Linked DNA regions of Homo sapiens: region 2 is linked to region 1. The links are chromatin loops, found by intact Hi-C in ENCODE. Cell type or tissue: PC-3. All regions are shown on one strand. Each heading gives the region's core, and the rest is flanking DNA. Links, peaks and the distances in the headings are about the cores only.

Evidence for each region. A loop is a pair of places that touch in the nucleus more often than their neighbours do. Peaks named below come from ENCODE experiments on the same cell type or tissue, not always from the same donor. Only the 100,000 strongest peaks of a DNase experiment are listed, where the experiment ranks them.
Region 2: it touches region 1 in a loop (4-fold over the local background); 2 of 110 quality-filtered maps call a loop at or near these places.

What each region holds. Positions count from the first base shown.
Region 1 is chr2:213,245,481-213,248,410 of GRCh38, reverse strand. No RefSeq gene overlaps it. Among named protein-coding and RNA genes, the nearest start is that of SPAG16-DT, 37 kb to the left of the region's middle. In PC-3, for the core only: a CTCF peak has its summit at 1,537 (motif pointing left); no DNase peak of the experiment used is centred there.
Region 2 is chr2:214,959,469-214,962,398 of GRCh38, reverse strand. The region is part of intron 39 of ABCA12 (ATP binding cassette subfamily A member 12); the gene reads left to right. It overlaps SNHG31 (small nucleolar RNA host gene 31), which reads right to left. Exons shown (of 4, transcript NR_110292.1): 4 at 1-589. Among named protein-coding and RNA genes, the nearest start is that of SNORA70I, 110 kb to the right of the region's middle. In PC-3, for the core only: CTCF peaks have their summits at 1,298 and 1,500 (motif pointing left); no DNase peak of the experiment used is centred there.

The DNA.
Region 1 (2,930 bases), core at 176-2,675:
TTACCATAAAAGGAGTACATTCTGGAGGGCTTTGAAATCTCAGAGAGATCTTTGAAGGTCTTCAACAGGAAAGCAGGCTGGGCGTGGTTGCTCACGCCTGTAATCCTACCACTTTGGGAGGCCGAGGCTGGTGGATCACCTGAGGTCAGGAGTTCAAGACCAGCCTAGCCAATATAGTGAAACCCCATCTCTACTAAAAATACAAAAATTAGCCGGGCATGGTGGCGGGCGCTTGTAGTCTCAGCTACTTGGGATGCTGAGGCAGGAGAATCGCTTGAACCCAGGAGGCAGAGCTTGCAGCGAACCAAGATCATGCCACTACACTCCAGCCTGGGCAACAGAGTGAGATTCTGTCTCAAAAAAAAAAAAAAAAAAGAGAGAAAAAAAAGCAGTGGATGAGGAATTCAGTCTGACACCAGCAGGCTGAGCCACTGGAGAAAAAGAGTGCTAGGAAATTGTTCCTGAGTAAGAAAAAAAATAGGTTTTTAGAATACTAAAAAACAGTTTTCTGGTTTAGTTTGTAGGCTTCTCTCTGCTTCCTTCATAGTTGTCTTTCACAATAAAGTCAAAAATATCGCTTAAGTATTAATATTGGAAGACAGAATTCATGCTTGGCATATAAGCTCATCGTGCCACATGGGAATTCTATTGTTCAACAGGAGGGATACTTTGACTCTTGCCACGTGGGAACGTGTTTAATCCTGAGGCATAACAAGACTACACCAGGGACAGGGTGCAGGGGAGAGGGAATGATAACTCTCCTAATCTGCACTATTGTAACATTTTTAAATTCACTAAATTGCATGTCCCTTGAGAATAAGGGACATTTCTTCTTTATTCATGAAGTCCCAACACTTTCTGCCTGAAAATAAAAGATATTCATAATGTTTATTGGATTAAATACTATAGATGACTTCCATATTTGTATTTTAGAATACTCTTTCATTACAAAGAAATGGAAGTTTTGGAGAATAATTAACTATTTAAAATCTAAACTAAGTAAAATATGTATCTCCTCAAGTTCTGAAAGCTACCACAATTTCATTTTAATATTTGTCAACCTTGAGCACATTCTAAACTTGAGTTTTATAAGTAAGGAAACAAATGAAGAATTAAATCTGTTCAGACTCATTCACACTAATAAGAACAATAAATGTTATTTTTGTTCTGATAAAACTTTTTATAGAAAATAAACTATGCATCAGACATAGTTTTAAAATTAGACATTGGAAACATTTAATCTTTCCATTTAACTAATCTGCACTGTAAAAATAACCAATTGGAAAACTCAAGTGACCTCTCTAGAGAAAAATATTTTCAAAGGAAGAGAACTCCTTACTGTGTTGTGGGCATGCAAAAATTGCTTAGATGGCATAGAAAGCAGTTTCTATTACTATCACTATAAATCATAGCATTTATTTCTTTTTAAAAAATTGGCTGATAGCAAATGATTTCAGTATATATATGTATATATAATTGCCAATTTGACGTTAATTCTGAATTACACCATTTACAACCATGGATCACTTGCACCGCCTAGTGGTCATGCGTAAGTATTTCTTACTCAAGGTGTTGGCATACCTAAGATAATATTTTAAAGGTTTGAAGTACTTTGTTTTGAATATATTATTTTAAACCAAATTCGAATAAAATATTCATTCCTATGTAAATATGGAGTATAAGATAGACACCCAAGTATATAAGGACATGTCTATATTGTACAATATACATATGTAAATAGATCTCAAGAAATTATGTGGTTTATATAAATGTCCATAAAATTTGTGTAAGCCTGAAGCACATCTCTCAAGATTATCTCTTCTCTTTTCTATCACATGAAAAATTAAACAGAGGCTTTTCAGCTCTCAACAGCCATGATTTTAAGTGTGTTCTCAACCCTAACTCCATATTAGAACTGCAAGGGATATTAATAATAATAATACAATGTCTAGGTGTCAGCAAAGAGCATTAAATCAGAATTCTTGAGTATAGGTATGGGAACTTACAGTTTTATAGTTTTTATAGGTGACTCAAGATACACCCAATGTTTCACACCTCTGATCTAAAGGGTGCACATAAAGATTCTTCAGTTGAAAGAGAACACACAAAATGAAAAGATGAGTCCACGTTACCTGAAAGTGTGAGGATGGTGATGTGTTGAATCACTTAGCTCTGCCTGGTTCTGCACAGGGCCTATTATTGTAGAATTACAAGAAGAAGGACACTTGTTTCCTCTCCTAGAGATTTCAAAACTTTTTTTTTTTTTTTTTGAGACGTTATTGGCATACCTGAGGTAATATTTTAAAGGTTTGAAGTACTTTGTTGCCCAGGCTGGAGTGCAGTGGCGTGATCTCGGCTCACTGCAAGCTCCGCCTCCCAGGTTCACGCCATTCTCCTACCTCAGCCTCCCGAGTAGCTGGGACTACAGGTGCCCGCCATCACGCCCAGCTAATTTTTTAAAATTTTTTTAGTGGAGACGGGGTTTCACCATATTAACCAGGATGGTCTCGATCTCCTGACCTCGTGATCCGCCCGCCTCGGCCTACCAAAGTGCTGGGATTACAAGCATGAGCCACCACGCCTGGCCGAGATTTCAAAACTATTATACAAATGCACCAGATTCACTTATTATTTGATAAAATACATTATTGTGCAGTATACTGCCATTGTCCAAAATATATTTTGGAACTCACATTTGTGAACTGCTTTCTATGCTGGAATAAATAGAGATTATATAGAAAAAGATGTGGAAGGATTATTTTTTCATGGAAAAATCACTATCAGATTTGCGCAAGATCTTTTACCATATTTTAATCCATCCCTAGGCGTATGGACAGCTGTTTGTCTTTAAGATACTCAGGTAATTAGTCTATAGTTTGAAACATTGAAAAAAATCAGCATTAAAATCTTGGATGTTTAAAGGTGTAATA
Region 2 (2,930 bases), core at 139-2,638, 1.7 Mb before region 1:
TCAGGGTGAATATTATTATCCCCTACTATTATATTATTTCTCTAAGGCCTAGAAGTGGGATTTGAATCCAGGACTGTCTGACTCCTGCCTGTTTATTTTTCTAATCCTCCACACTGCTCCTCTGGACTCAGCCATGCCTACTTCAGTTGAGTTTCACAAGAGGCTTTCACATAGTTTTTAAAATAAGGTTTGAAATTTGAAACAGACTTTTAAAAAATATACATATTTCAATTACTGTTTATAAGACCATCTCATCTTCTTGAGCCTTGCGCAAATTGTTTTTCCATGCTGATCCTCAAAAAAATTAAAAAGAATAAAGAAAAGCTGGCAAACACATTTGCTGGCCAAGATTGAGATTTATAGCCTAATAGTCTATTAAGTAGGAAAAAAGATACAACATCTCTTTTAGAAATGCCAACATCTACATTTCTTTCATCTTCCTACTGTTGGGCATCATAGTGTATGCCAGATGTACTGGTGACTGTAGAAGTAGACCGAAGAGTCCAATACTCATTCCAGCAACAGGATCTTGAGGAGTCTTCATTTCAGAGAAAACAGTATTTTTTTCCCCAATTGCTTTGGCATTTTCCTATCAGGAGAAACCAAGAAGAAAATACAAGATTGATAGTCATTAGATCTAGAGCATCAATAAAGAACAAAGTAAAAAGTGGTAAATTAAATTAAATGATGACTAAAGTGAATTGGGTCTAGTGTAACCGGTGTGAAATACTACTGGATGCTGTACTTTCAGTAGGGTGTTTTACTCAGAGCAAAAGACATTTATTGTTGAGACAGATAATGAAAGTATAAGAACTATAGAAATAACTAGGGGAAAATGTAGCAAAGATAAAGAGAACAAGAGACCAATGCTGCTTTTGAAGGGTCAGCTTTTTAAAACCTGTATTCTGGCTTCCTTTGTAATTAGTGCTCTTTATTTAGACTAAGGCAATCTGAGTCACTCTAGACTCCAGCAGGCTTGTTGTAGCTCCTAACATTACATTTTAAGTTACAGAGCATAAAGAATTAAGAATTCTAAAACATAAAAGTTTATTTTGACCCTAAACTGAAGTTTATTTTAATTAAAACTAATTTAAGATGTAGCTTGAGTTATATAGAAATTAGTAATAGTATGTCTTCTAGCCTCTAATAATTTTTCTTAAATAGACTTACGGAAGTGGTAAGTTTCCACTCTCTCTGGAAGGAACTCGATCTCTTTCAAAGAAGAAGTGCTACATCACCCTAACTTACTTTTATTGTTTCTTAATGCATATATGAGATCTACCATTGTAATAATGTTACTGGTTTTAAAAATCAACCCAATTATTCTCCCACTGCCTCCCTCTAACACACTAGTTGTTTGAAGGCATCTTTGTTAGATTTTGCATGAATTGGGTTTTTACTTTAACTATAAAATTGATTTTCTTTGAATTCTAACATGCTAATAAAAATCTTTTAATTAGCTTTCCTTTGCAATGTCAATATCTATTCTATTCATGTGGTTCCCTCTAGTGGTTAATATAACATGAAAATTCTGTTCTTTCTTCTCAAAAAATACAGGTTTGCTTGTTTTCCTTAACAAATGTTATACAACTAGGCTCTTTTTCAAGAATACTAACACATTGTCCCTTCCACTCCAGTGTTTATTCTTACTTTGTTGCATTAGAAGCAGTGGTCCATGGGAAGCATCTAAATTAAGGTTTATAACTGTAGAGACATCAGAAGATGTCTTATTTTTAATATACATTATATGTAAGAAAAATATTAATTGAAATTTTAAGATTTGAGTTCATTTAAAAGCATTTACTGACCAATCTCGCTACTTTGGACATCATGCTGGATGCTGTAGAACCTACAGAGATAATTATGATACAGGTCCCCAACTGTGACACATTTCCTTGATCTTTCAGCTAAAAATATGTATAAAAAACTGGTTCCACAGGATTTTGCATAGTGGAGTAAAATGTATTTGCAAGGATTCCTCTGGTGAAATAGAGTATTTCTTGATTCTGAAATACAAAGCAGAAATAAAAGAAAAGTTCTCCCTTACCTATATAATAATTTACCATTAGGGTTTAAGTAGAGCCCCCAGGAAAACTGAATCTCAGTTAAAAAGGGCCCCTTAATTTATACAAAAGATAAGAAAAGTATATCCCTCCAATGATGTGATTAACATTATAAATCAACTTGGTTTTTGTTGTTGTTAGTTTCTTGCTTTAACCATATATTTTTTCTTTAATATACAAGAGTTACAGAACTCAAATTCAAAGGATGTTACATTCTACTTAATGAAAATTACAAATGTAACTTGAGAAAATCTGCCTTTAGAATCATCTATAATATTCAGTGCTGTGCAAGGGCCTTAACATCCTAGTACAATGAACAAATACTATATGAACAGTTAAGTGAGAAAGCTCTCACTTAGTTTATGACACTATAGGAACAAGTATTTAGGAGCTTTCTTCAGTGGCATCCCCTACCACTCTTTTCCACAGTCGCTCAGACAGTACACACTTTACCCTCACATTGTTTTCCTTTGGGAAACTGTTGACAGCTCATTCTTGACTTTGGCTAACCAAGGTCCCCTAAGGAAGGGAAGAAAAGAGCCTTGTTTTTTACTCAAGTATAAACAACACTGGGAGATCCCAGCAATTTGGGACTGTATTGGAATTAAGTGACCACTTTTCTGAAGCCAGCTAATATCTCTGAATCCTCTTGGATATTTATGTCTCAATGAAAAGGCCTCGGGTATGGCTGAAGTTCCCAAGCCCTACTCTGGTAGAGCTCTAGAAAAATAAGCATCTTAGAAGCAATAAAGGGGAAGGAGGAGTCCACTCAGGCTACACTATTTCCCCAACACAGACAGCACTAAAGAGGGATGGGGGAAGTAACTGTCTGCTCTTTAAGGGATCCTCATATAAATAATTGGTCCT